Linked DNA regions of Homo sapiens: all the other regions are linked to region 2. Evidence: chromatin contacts called from ENCODE Hi-C or POLR2A ChIA-PET data. All regions are on one chromosome and are shown on one strand. The core of a region is the stretch at or near the end of the contact, and the rest is flanking DNA. Distances in the headings are between cores, read along the strand shown. Region 1 holds the start of ZCCHC24 (zinc finger CCHC-type containing 24). Region 2 overlaps ZMIZ1 (zinc finger MIZ-type containing 1). Region 3 overlaps ZMIZ1-AS1 (ZMIZ1 antisense RNA 1). Region 4 overlaps ZMIZ1-AS1 (ZMIZ1 antisense RNA 1).

What was found. A loop is a pair of places that touch in the nucleus more often than their neighbours do. ChIA-PET counts read pairs that join two places held with the same protein, here RNA polymerase II (POLR2A). Pooled maps may share reads with other maps.
Region 1: a loop to region 2 is called in a pooled map, with 2.5 times the contacts of the local background. The contact joins the promoter of ZCCHC24 here to the enhancer-like site in region 2. A Hi-C loop is called at or near these places in 1 of 50 pooled maps. POLR2A ChIA-PET finds 5 or more read pairs at or near these places in 2 of 52 experiments (GM12878 and SK-N-SH).
Region 3: a map of PC-3 shows a loop between it and region 2 (3-fold over the local background). The contact joins two enhancer-like sites. A Hi-C loop is called at or near these places in 1 of 168 maps with a recorded cell type or tissue (PC-3), 1 of 37 single-sample maps with no recorded cell type and 5 of 50 pooled maps. POLR2A ChIA-PET finds 5 or more read pairs at or near these places in 1 of 52 experiments (HepG2).
Region 4: a pooled map shows a loop between it and region 2 (2.0-fold over the local background). The contact joins two enhancer-like sites. A Hi-C loop is called at or near these places in 2 of 168 maps with a recorded cell type or tissue (B cell and PC-3) and 2 of 50 pooled maps. POLR2A ChIA-PET finds 5 or more read pairs at or near these places in 1 of 52 experiments (A549).

The regions. Positions count from the first base shown.
Region 1 is chr10:79,444,098-79,446,879 of GRCh38, forward strand. ZCCHC24 (zinc finger CCHC-type containing 24) reads right to left here and starts at 1,527. Exons shown (of 4, transcript NM_153367.4): 1 at 1,098-1,527. The coding sequence starts at 1,343. LOC105378383 (a long non-coding RNA gene) reads left to right here and starts at 2,144. Exons shown (of 4, transcript XR_946104.4): 1 at 2,144-2,782. RefSeq lists silencers at 1,380-1,439, 1,450-1,959.
Region 2 is chr10:79,194,062-79,196,878 of GRCh38, forward strand. All of the region lies in intron 4 of ZMIZ1 (zinc finger MIZ-type containing 1), which reads left to right. Among named protein-coding and RNA genes, the nearest start is that of ZMIZ1, 130 kb to the left of the region's middle. RefSeq lists an enhancer at 1,744-1,833. Within about 2 kb of position 1,495, at least 23 of the 41 ENCODE cell types and tissues checked have a DNase peak (open chromatin) inside an H3K27ac peak, as active enhancers do.
Region 3 is chr10:79,047,146-79,049,980 of GRCh38, forward strand. It overlaps ZMIZ1-AS1 (ZMIZ1 antisense RNA 1), which reads right to left. Exons shown (of 10, transcript NR_024431.2): 5 at 1,629-1,787. Among named protein-coding and RNA genes, the nearest start is that of ZMIZ1-AS1, 19 kb to the right of the region's middle. RefSeq lists enhancers at 1-1,109, 1,222-1,281, 1,717-2,399. Within about 2 kb of position 1,251, at least 12 of the 41 ENCODE cell types and tissues checked have a DNase peak (open chromatin) inside an H3K27ac peak, as active enhancers do.
Region 4 is chr10:79,002,229-79,004,928 of GRCh38, forward strand. The region is part of intron 5 of ZMIZ1-AS1 (ZMIZ1 antisense RNA 1); the gene reads right to left. Among named protein-coding and RNA genes, the nearest start is that of ZMIZ1-AS1, 64 kb to the right of the region's middle. Within about 2 kb of position 1,299, at least 7 of the 41 ENCODE cell types and tissues checked have a DNase peak (open chromatin) inside an H3K27ac peak, as active enhancers do.

The DNA of each region.
Region 1 (2,782 bases), core at 277-2,776, 250 kb after region 2:
TCACCGGTGTGCCCAGGTCTGGAAGGAAAGTGACCCCCATGTGTGTCCTCCCCCGAACACACCTCTTGCATCTTTGCAGAGAAAACCCCCACAAGGGGAGGAAGTGAAGGCCACAGATGGGTGTCTGAAATTCCCAAATGAGGCAGGAGTAAATGGAGGGAGGGGAGGAGTCCAGCCCACGGAAAGGAGTGGTATCTGGGCAGGCCCTGGAGACTCTTCAAAAAGGGCTGGGAGGTGGTGGCGATCTGTGTATTTATCTTGCTGGCAAAGAGGCGCTGCCCAGTCAACTTTGTAACTGAATCCACCAAACAGGCAGACTTTGCAACACAGCCGGCCCAGGTTTCTGCAGAAGGCGCTGGGCAGCTGGAACCTCTCCCCCCCCCTTTCTAGCCCCCCTCCCAAGAGCTCAAGAGGATTTCCCTTTCATTTCCTTCGAGGCTGGGAGGGCTGGGGACAGCGCAGTCTGTGGGGTCAAGCCCTCAGAAACCACTTCCTATGTGGCTGGGGGAGGGCGAGCAGCTGGAGGACGTATCTGGGGTCCCCGAGTGAGAACAGCAGGAGAAGCCCTCTGGGCAGTCACTGCTCTCCAGGGTGCCTTTCGGGTCGGGAACCGCAGAGGTCGGAGAAAAGATTTTAGGCCCTTCCAGAGGAGCTCCGAGCAGAATCTGCACTCTCGGTCCCAGCCCGCGGTGGCCAGGACGAGGATAAGGTTGGGCGTGAGAAGGACACTTCGAAGGGGCTCCCCGCCCAGGCCGCACCCCAGCTGTCTGAAGAAAATCCGGAGACAACCCCTCCTCAACTCCCTCCCCCAACCCCTTTGGAGCAGGGCTGCCCTGGCAGGGAGAGGGGGCGGGAGAGCTCCGCCCCGGCCTGCATTGCTCCAGCCCGGGCTCAGCCGGGAGGTGACGCGCACCCGGCACCCCGGGGACTTCGGGCGGCGAGTTTGGCAGAGTTGAACGAAGCCAAGCCAAGCCGGGCCCGGCAATGCGGAGCCGGGCCGCGCCAGGCCAGGAAGAGCGGGTCAGACAGGGAACGGCCCGCCACGGTGGGGCGGTGGGGCGGTGGGGCGGTGGGCGGGGGCGCGCGGGGGCACCCACCTCTCCGCGCTGCAGCTGGAAGAAGCTGTTGAGATAGCTGGAGTGCAGGGGCGAGCCCAGCTGCTCGGGGCGGCCCTTGCCGAAGGCCAGCTCCGGGGGTGCGGCGCCGGCGGTCGGCTCGGGCCGGAAGGCATCGAAGGCGCTAGCCTGGTGCGTGTCCTGCAGCGACAGGTAGACCCAGTTGAGCAGCTGGGCGGGCTGGTACACCGAGGCGGCGCTCGTGTCGATGGCCGACAGCAGGCTCATTTTGTGGCGGCGGTGCCGGCCCCTCCCCGGCCGCCCGCTCGCGGCCCCCCTCCGCAGCGGAGGGGCGGGCACCGGGGAGCCTGTGCCCACTGCCCGCCTCCCGAGCCCCGACGGTGATCGCCCCGCGCCCTGCGCCCCGCGCGCTGCCCGCAGCCGCTGCCGCTGCCGCCGCCTCCCCCCGACTGCGGCCCCGGCGCGCGCAGGCGGTGGAAGGAGGCAGCGAAAGTTGGGCAGGAAACTTTTGGCCCCGCCCCTCCGCCCCGCCCACTGCGTCCCGCCCCGCCCGGCGATCCGCTATCTGCCTCGCGGCTGACCCCTCCAGCGGCGGCTCCGGGGGTGGGGTCCACGATGCCCCGCCGCCCACTCCCTGCCCCGCCTGGCACTGTCCTCGCCCTGCATTGGCTGTCTCGTTGAATATGAACCGTCAGGGGTGGGGAGAGAGGGGAGTGAGGCTCATCTGCATATGCAGCACGGCGCGGGCCCGCCCATGCGAGGCCCCGCCCAAGCCCCACCTCGTCCCAGCCCGGCCAACCCAGCTCCCCGAGCTGCCGGGAGCTCAGTGCAGCCCCGGCCTAATCAATTTCGTCTCCCTCTGTCGTCAGCGCTCTTGTCTCGTTCTTTCCAAATCCTCTGCAATTGTTTTTCACTCACTTTTCCTTTCCTATTTTCCCTCCTTTCTCATACTCCTTCTTTCTCTCTCTCTTAGACTAGTACTAGTCTCCTGTGTCCGTCGTCCTTGTATGTGGCGCCCTCCGTGTGTGTGTGTGTGTGTGTGTGTGTGTGTATGTCCTTCTCTTTCTCTCACTCTTCTTGTCTCCTTTCTTCTATTTCCGTCTGGTCTGATGTTTCTCCCTGTCTCTCCCGCTCCTCTCTCAGACGCGTGTACACAGACGCACACACTTCTAACTCCCTCCTCTCGCTATCACCATCGGACCCTCCCCCTCCTACTTAATTCCTTCCATCTGCAGAATCACTTTGCGGGCCGGCTGCGCCAAGGGGGGCCCGGGTTCCTGCCCCAGGAAAGACTCCCCGCCCCCTCCCCCCCCCCTTCTCCTATTTCTGCTCTGGGCCCGCCTCGCTTCTCGACCCTCTTCCTCCACCCCGGCTCCAGCCCTAGCCCGCCCCGGTGCCTTGGCGAGTCGCCAGGACACCAGCCTGGGCCGGGGGAGCTCGGGAAAGCGGCTGTCACCCATCTCGCTGGGACAACTCAGCTAGTCCAAGACTGCCTGGAGGGAGCCCCGCCCCCGCCTCCGCCTCCGCCTGACGCCCCAGGAAGCCCCGGGGCCTTCACCGTCTCTTTCTCCGGGTGGTCTTTGCTGCGCCAGCACCGGGGACCTAGCCCAGAGGAACTCACCGCCTGGCTGGGACCGAGTCACCTCTCCCACTTTCAGTCTGGCTCTGGAGCCATTCCGCCCAGCGTTGGAGTGCCAGCTTGGCCA
Region 2 (2,817 bases), core at 245-2,744:
GCAGCCTCTGCTCGCGGGCTGTAGGCAGAGCTGCCCACTCCTGCCACTGGCACCGCTTGCCCCAGGGGACCTAAGCTGCAGATGTGCATGGTGATTGAATCATTTCTGCACACCACTGCTCACACAGCTCCCCGGGGACCCCCACTTGCCTGTGCAAGCTGTCATGAGATGTGTGTGCTCAAGTGCATCTGTGTTGGCATCCAGCATGTGCACATACCTGCTGTGAAGTATGCAAGGGGTCACATGTGTATGTGCCTATGCACACGTGTGCTGTGCAGACGCCTCTCTCTGGGTGCGTGTGCATTATGTGGACTGATGAACTAGTGAGGCCTCAAAGGTGGGAAATAAAACACTTGTGTTGGGACAGCTGACTGTTCGGTTGGCTGCCACCCTTGGGAGCTAGCTGCCTGTGGAGCTCCACATTTCTGTGGGGCAGCTAGAAGCACCTCATCCCTGTGTCCAGTGAGGAGCCCCCTGAGGGCTGTTTGCCTCCCCCAGCCGTTGAGACCGTTGAGATGCTTCTCTCCTTGCTGACTTGGCAGCCCAGAGATATCCAGGGCTCTATTTGGACCTGTCAGAGGGGCTCCAGCCCAGCTCTGCTCACGATGCCCTCCGTGTCCTCTTCCTCTCCCCACCTCCGCTTCCCACCCTGCTGCATGAGGGCATGAGGCAGGTGTTCCCAGGCCTTTTCAGCTCTCAACGTTCTATCCTCCAAGCAGCCCTCTATACATAATAGCCGCTAACTTTTCTTGAACTAGTCTTCTGCACCAGGCGCCGCTAAGCATAGACACCCTCGCTCTGCTGGGTGGTGAGAAGTGTAAATGGAAGCTTGGTCCCGAAAGACGTCCCACGGGAGTTGGGAAGACCGAGCTGACCCCATGTTACCATCCAAAAACTTCCATTTGCCCAACTAAGCCCAGCCAAGCGTAAGGTGCAAGAAGAAGCACAGAGCTGTGAAAGGGGCAGCGTCTTGGCCTTGGGCTGCCCTGGAAGAACAGCTCCCGGGGCTGCCGGGCCTTCAGCCTCCCCATGGACCTGCCTTGGGACAGGCTTTGCAGCTTCAAAAGCAGGCATTCTCCTCTTGTGGGGATGGTGTTTTCTGAACAGCCGGAGCTCCTCACAGGGAATCCTAAGAGGCTGGTATTTGACAGGCTGCCAAAGGCTGGCCAGCCCGATCCTGTGCTTTGCAGACAGCGAAATGGAGGTCCAGCTCTCTGCCCTATTCACTCAGCAAAGCAGGGTCCTGATCCCCCATGCTGATTAGCTTTGCATGGCTCCTGGCTGCTCTGACCAGGAGACATGGCGGGGGTCCTGAGCCGGGATGGGGGTAGCCTGCTTGGTCTCACCCCCCATTCAGGGGCAGTAGGAAGGGCTGAGGCCACGGGTGCACCTGGGGCCAGGCCGACAGTGATCTGTTGGGCGGGAGCCCGGCCTCTCCGGCTATAGAGCTGCAGCCACGGAGGATTTGTAGCGACTTGTAAAGGCTTAAAGGAGTCCAGGAGCCCGGAGGCGGAGGCAGCGGCCCAGCTGAGTGGCGCTCTTGTGGCGAAGGGCGACCTCTGCTGGCCACCAGGTGCGTGTCACCTCCCAAAGGTGGCCGGTGTGCAGGGAGCCCAGTGATGTAAGTGACTGGATTTGGGCAGGTTGGGTGGAACAAGAAGGTCATCTCCTGGGGCCCAGTCACAGCCGGAGGTGGGGACTACCAGGAAGCTCTGACTGCCAGTCATGGGGAGTGCAAAGAACAGCACATTAACAGCTGGAAAGGTAGAGGGTTTGAATCTCAGCCCAGCAGCTTTCCGGCTGTGTCACCTTGGGCAATTTGCTTCACCTCTCTGAGCCTTTTAAGGATGAAGAAAATTAGCACTGCATAGGGCCTGGCCTGGTGCCTGAACATAGCAGGTGTAGAACAAATGGAAGATCCCAGCCTGCCCCTCAACAAGCTGTCTCTTGCATGCCTCCCTCAGCGCACCCTTCCTCTCTTTATGCCTGAGACCCTTTGCTCTCTAGGCCTTTGACCCTTTTACTCCAGAGACTGGAGCCTCCATCTCCTCCATTCCTGGGGTTAGTAACCGCAGTTCTCCATCATTGACCTCAACAGTTTAAAAATGTCACCTCACCTGTAGGTGCCTCCATAATCCGCTAGCCATTTGTTCTTTTATTAAGAAACACAGGACACAGCGCTGTCCCTGTGGTCTGCGATGTCCCTCCTGCCATCCATCTACCCACCCTTGGGTCTCACAGGTGTTGCAAGCCCAGACACTCACCCCTCGGTTCCTGTGAGCTGCAGCCCTGCCTGGGAGCAAAGCCCCCCTGGGACCTGGACCCAGCCCAGTGCCCCTTGGCCTTGAACAAAACACTGATGGGCCCCAGGCTCCTCAGAGTAAAACCAGTTGAGGCAGAGCGGGTAGATAGGGGACCTGAAAGCACCTTCGGCCCTTAATATTCCAGGAATCTTTCTGTCCAGAAGCCAGTTCAGTCCAGCCGCCGGCCTCCAGACAAGACTGCCCGTGACCCCACGTGGGGCCAGCCCGAAGGTGGACAGTCCCATCTCCCAGTTTGCTGTTAACTTCTTAAAGCAGGACCTGGGCCCCCGCTATGACTAAACAGAAAAGAACTGCCTCTGAGCCCTGTGGTCGCCAGCTGGGTGGATCTAAGCTCCTGTGCCTGCTTGGGGCTTCCAGGCAACAAGCATTTATCAAGGCCCACCGGGCTCTGCCCCCGGACACAATGTCAGGAGAAAGTTCCTCTTGAGAGGTAGACCCTTATGGGTCACTGACTTGCCCCTCTGCAGCATCCTGTTCTGCAGATGGGGAAACC
Region 3 (2,835 bases), core at 1-2,500, 150 kb before region 2:
GGCTGGGGTTAGCACTAGGCAGCTTGAAACAAGAGCCTGGGAGAGTCCAGTGGGTGGAGGTCAGTGGGAAATGAAACTGCAGTTCTCAGCAGGGCCTGCCACAACCACCACTCTCAGACAAGGGGCTACCCTGGGCATGGGGAGGAAGGCACTCCTCCCCTACACTGGGCTGCTGGAGGAGTCCAGGGGCCGGGATCTCTGTCCTGGGCAGGAGCCAGGCCAGGCCAGCTGAGACAGTCTCCCTCCATGACTCTTGCTCCTGGTGGGAGGTGGGTGGCCTTATTTTTCTGAAAAGGAAGTCAAAGCCTCCTTTGTTGGCCTCCCAGCCTCCACCTCTCCCCTGCAGCTCCTCCACCTCTCCCCTGAGCCCTCCTCCCTTCTGCTGCCTATAGAATCCTTTTAGAACATGGCCTCCATCACACTCTCCCTTGTTTACCCACCTACAGTAGCTCCCCATTGCTTCAGCAGGTCTCCCAGACGCGACTCAAGACTGAAACCTTCATTAAGGATGCAGGAGCCCCAGTCCCCGGTCTCACAGCCTCCAGAGTCTACTGGCTCTTGGGGACTTCTCTGTGCTTCTTATTTGATAGTTAAGCCATTTGATGCTCAGAGAGGCTAAGTAACTTGTTCAAGGTCACACAGCAGGAGGACTTGAAATTCAAATCCAGCCTACAGAGCTCAAGCCCTGTCCACAGAAGGGCCAACGGCCCAGGACAGATGCTTCAGGAAGCTGTGTTCCTTAGCTGGGTCGAGCCTGCCCTGTGTGGGTAAGAAAAATGGTAGGGTGGGAGCTTTGAAGACAGTGCCATGCCACTGGCAGAGCCCAGACCACAAATCCATAGGCTTGGACCCTGGCAACCTTGGCCGAGCCTCAGCTGTCTCCTGTGGAAAATGGAAAACAAAACCCCTGACCTCCCAGGTTTCTGCAGGAGTGTGGCTGGACGGTGGGTGAACCAGCCCAGCCCTGAGCAGGGTGCACAGGAGGTTTTCCTTCCACGTTCCTGGCTTTTGCACAGGATCCAGAGGCCCAGGGTCGTGGGTGCAGCCTCCACCAACCCCAAATCCAGCAGGGACCCAGTTGCCACCCACACCCATGCCACACCCATGCCCACACCCACGGTGAGGCTTTGCAGGCCCAGTAAACAACCCCTTGCCCTCCTCCCCAGAAGGAAACTTTTTTAAAGCAACAGAAACAAACTTCTCTGTGTGCTGTGTGTGTTGGTGACAGGAAAAGGAACATCACTTCAGAGAGGAAAAGGCCACCGGGGTTGGGGGCAGGGCCAGGCAGAAGCAGCCAGAGGAGAGAAACAGAAACGGAGATCTGATAAGGGCGCCCTGCTCATCTGGGCTGGGGACAAGCGCTGCAAGGCTGGGGCCCTGGCACTGGGGTGGGGAGGGGGTGGCGGCTCAGCCCCTCCTCAGCCCCTCCAACCGCTGAGCTGGGGGTGTGGGTCTGAGGTGGCCTGGGGTGGCTCGGCAAGGCTCCCCTCCTTTGGGGCAGGCCATTTCACTGGGTGTCTGCCCCCCACCCTGGATGGTGGGGAAGAGAAGTAAGGGCCTGGATTTGGGAACCAGCCAGGGGCTCTCAGGTTGGTGGTTTCCTTTCCCCAGCTTTGCTGCTGACTTACCCATGGTCTTGAGCCAGTCTCTCCCGCTCTGGGCTTCAGTGCTGCCCAGGTGACGGTGTTGACCATCTATGATGACACTGTCAGGACACAATGCTGAGTTGGTAATCTGGAGGTTCAGGGTGGTGGGCTTGCTGTGCGGCTCTGAGCAAGTGGCTTCAGCTAGGGTGAACAGGGCATTCCAGCTTAGCACTGAAAGTCCCGCATCCCAGGAAACCGCCCCCCGCCCCTCCCCTACCTCGTTCCTGGGCAAACTGTGCTGGTTGGCCACCCTTCAGCCTCTGGGCCGAGACTTCCTGGATGAGCCTGTACAGGTCTTTGCCAGCTCACTGCATGGCCCCCTCCAGGACTGAGGGTCGGACTTGCCTTCCTGGACAGACTTTGAGCCTGACTGGTGGGACAGGACAGACACCTGTCCTGGTGAACCCAGGCTGCTTCTGGGACAGGCAGGCTGCATGAGCAGGTATTACAAATTGGGACCAGAGTGGGAACAGATAGAGGCGCTGGGGCAGGGGAGGAGACTTGGAGAGAGTGGTCCCAAGGGCCTGGACCTGAGGGGAGGGGTCTGATCAGCAGAGAAGAGCAGAGAACTACATTCCAGGGGAAGCCACAGATTGGGCAAAGCCTGGGAGGCCAGGTGGTAGGGCACGCGACGCCAAGCCCTGTGCTGAGCATCAGCTAGATGGCAGGCCCCAAATGGACTTCCAGGGCCTCTCAGTTGAATTTCTAAATCCACTGTCTCCACTCTCTGAATTCCTCTGGCCGTGTCCACTGCCAAACAATTTGCACCAAAAACAAACACATAAAAAAGAAAAACCCAACAAACAAGTTTCCGCCCCCCCCCTCCCGCAAATAAAGATAGACTTTGCTGGCTCGGCGCAGTGGCTCACGCCTGTAATCCCAGCACTTTGGGAGGCCAGGCAAGCAGATCATGAGGTCAGGAGTTCGAGACCAGCCTGGCCAACATGGTGAAACTCTGTCTCTACTAAAAACACAAGAAAATTAGCTGGGCATGGTGGCGGACGCCTGTAATCCCAGCTACTCAGGAGGCTGAGGCAGGAGAATTGCTTGAACCCAGGAGGCAGAGGTTGCAGTGAGCCAAGATCTCACCACTGCACTCCAGCCTGGGCGACAGAGGCAGACTCCAGATTCCGTCTCAAAAAAACAAAAAAAGATAGACTTTTCCCAGAAACTAAAAGCCCCCAAGATG
Region 4 (2,700 bases), core at 49-2,548, 190 kb before region 2:
CAGAGACCCTGTCTCAAGAAAAAGGAAAAAAAAAAAGGAAAGAAAGAAAGAAAGAAAGAAAGAAAAAAGATTTCTATTGCACACAGTTCAGCCAAGAATTCCCAGGGCAGCTTCCAGAGACCCTGTGCCCACAGGTCCCTCTGTGACCTCCCCAGTCCTCCCTATCTCTCAGTCAAGGCTTTCCTCATCCTCCTCCAGAAAAGAGGTTGACCCTCCACCCTTCAGGAACCTCTTAGCTTTTTCTCCTCCACTGGCTCCTCTCAGCTGCACAATCAGTTGCCCCGCAGGGAGTGTCCTTGTGACTGGGTATTACAGTGGCTAAGAAAAGCCCTGGGGCCAAGCCACGGAGGCTCAACCCTGGCTTTGTGACTTACAAGCTGATGCCATGAGTGATTTGCTAACCTTTCTGCGCCTCAGTTTCCTCATCTTTGAGATGGGGATGTTAATAATATCAGCTACCCCACTGGTGGGGTTGAGGATCAAATGAGTCACTAACAGGCCACAGGTAGCCACCTAGCCCAGTCCCTGGCCTACAGTAGGGGTTTGGGGAATAGCAGCAAGGATTGCTGTTATTTCTATGATGCCTGGGGTTCCCCCCTTGCCTGGAGAAGGGGAGACAGCAAGTCAAGTCACTAAGTCCAGCCCACATTCAAGGGGAGGCATGTCAAAGAATACACAGGCATATTTCAAAAGCCTCAAGTTTGGCACCTACGTGTGATGAAATGTGACTTAATGGTTATTAGCAATGGTGCAGCTGGCCGGGTACAGCAGCTCACGCCTGTAATCCCAGCACTTTGGGAGGCCGAGGCGGGTAGATCACCTGAGGTCAGGAGTTTGAGATCAGCGTGGCCAACATAGTGAAACCCCGTCTCTACTAAAAGTACAAAAATCAGCCAGGCATTGTGGCAGGGGCCTGTAATCCCAGCTACTCAGGAGGCTGAGGCAGGAGAATTGCTTGAACCCAGGAGGCGGAGGCTGCAGTGAGCCGAGATCGTGCCATTTCACTCCAGCCTGGGCAACAGAGCGAGACTCCTTCTCAAAAAAAAAAAAAAAAAAAAAAAAAAAAGCATTGGTGGCAGCCGAGAGTTGAGTTTGAGCTGCCTCATTCCAGTAGTATCTCGTGCTGATGCTGGGCCATGTGGATGAGCAGCGGCAGGGACCTCTGTTATTCCAGCAACCCTATGCCCTGCCCTTTGTGGGACCCAAAGCTGCCTCCTCCCAAGCCTGTGGGCTCAAGGGACTGCTGCCAGCCGCCCCCGCTGTCTGCTGCCATCCTGTGCCCCCACTCTGAGTCTGCGAGGTGGCCTTACCCGCCAGCTGCCTGGTGACTGTGAAGAATGACAGGCTCCTCCTTCAAGGGTGCGCACTGGCCCTTATCACAAGAGAGTGATGTCTGCGGCACTGAGCCGGGTGATCCTGCCTGCCCGTTCAGCACTCTGCAGAGGGCAGGGCGGCCGCAAGAGACAGAAATTCCATTTGACAAACTCTCCATGTGGCTGGGCAGCCAGACAGGAGCAGAATGAAATCAAAAGGGAGGAAAATTGGCCTAGCTTCCTAACCAGGTGCTGAGTGGATGCACCAGGCTTCAGGAGAGGGAATCAAAGAGGGAGAAAATTGGTGGCCTTGGTCATAAAGGGGATTGATTACCCAGGGACCTGTCACACCCACCAAGGTCAGCAGAGTGGCCTTGGCTGGCCCTGTTTCCTGGAAGACAGGGTGCCTTTGGCAACTTCAATTCACCCGGGTTCAACTAGCTAATAAGTGTGCTGGGTCAGGAGGAGGGTGGTCAAGGTTTTCCAATTATGAGCCCTTGAAGAGAGGGCTTCAGGGCCTGAGAAGGTCTGAACATGACCCCTGTCCATGGGCGGTGGAGCGGGGCTAGAGAGGAGCATGCCTTGGCTTTGCACTCAGATGAAACTGAGTTTAATGACTACCTCTGGTGGGTAAGTCCCTTCCCCTCGCTGAGACTTTGTTTCCCATCTGTCAAATGGGAGTGTCGATACTTTGCTTTATTAAGAGCTTGCTTTGTGCCGGGCACTTTGTGACCTACTTTATGGGTATGAACTTATGTCATCAGAACAGTAATCCTAAGAAGCAGCTGCTATTATTATTATGATTGGCATTTTACAGAGGAGGAAATTCAGGCTCAGGAAATTTAATGTTCCCGGGTCCTGCTATAGGTTGAGCACCAGATCTATGCATGGGTGACTGGCTGGTATGCAAACCTTTGGCCACTGTGCTGTCTGTCATCAAGCCAGGCGCATCCACTTAGGGTTTGTAAGGATTCATGGAGATGTGCTAATGACAGCAAACTAGGAGCCCAGTCTACGTGCTGAAACCAGAATAAGAACTTTCCATGCGTTGACTCATTTGTTCCTCACAATAAACCTATGCAGTAGGTACGACTGTAACCTGCACTTACAGGTGAGGAAATTCAGGCACAAAAAGGTCAAGTCTCTTGTCTAAGTCACCAAATTTATATATGGCAGAGATGGGAATTGAGCCCAGGAGGCTGGCTCCAGAGTCCTTCACTTAACCTTATGCAAAGGCATAGCAAGAGCCTGGCCTGGGGTCCAGCACACAGCACATAGTAGGGCTCGGGGAGGGGCAACCTCAGCTCTTTTCCACCTGGGGCAGCCCTTCTCCCTAAAAGAAACCTAAATGCAGTGAACATGGAGGAAGCCCACGTGCCCACTACAA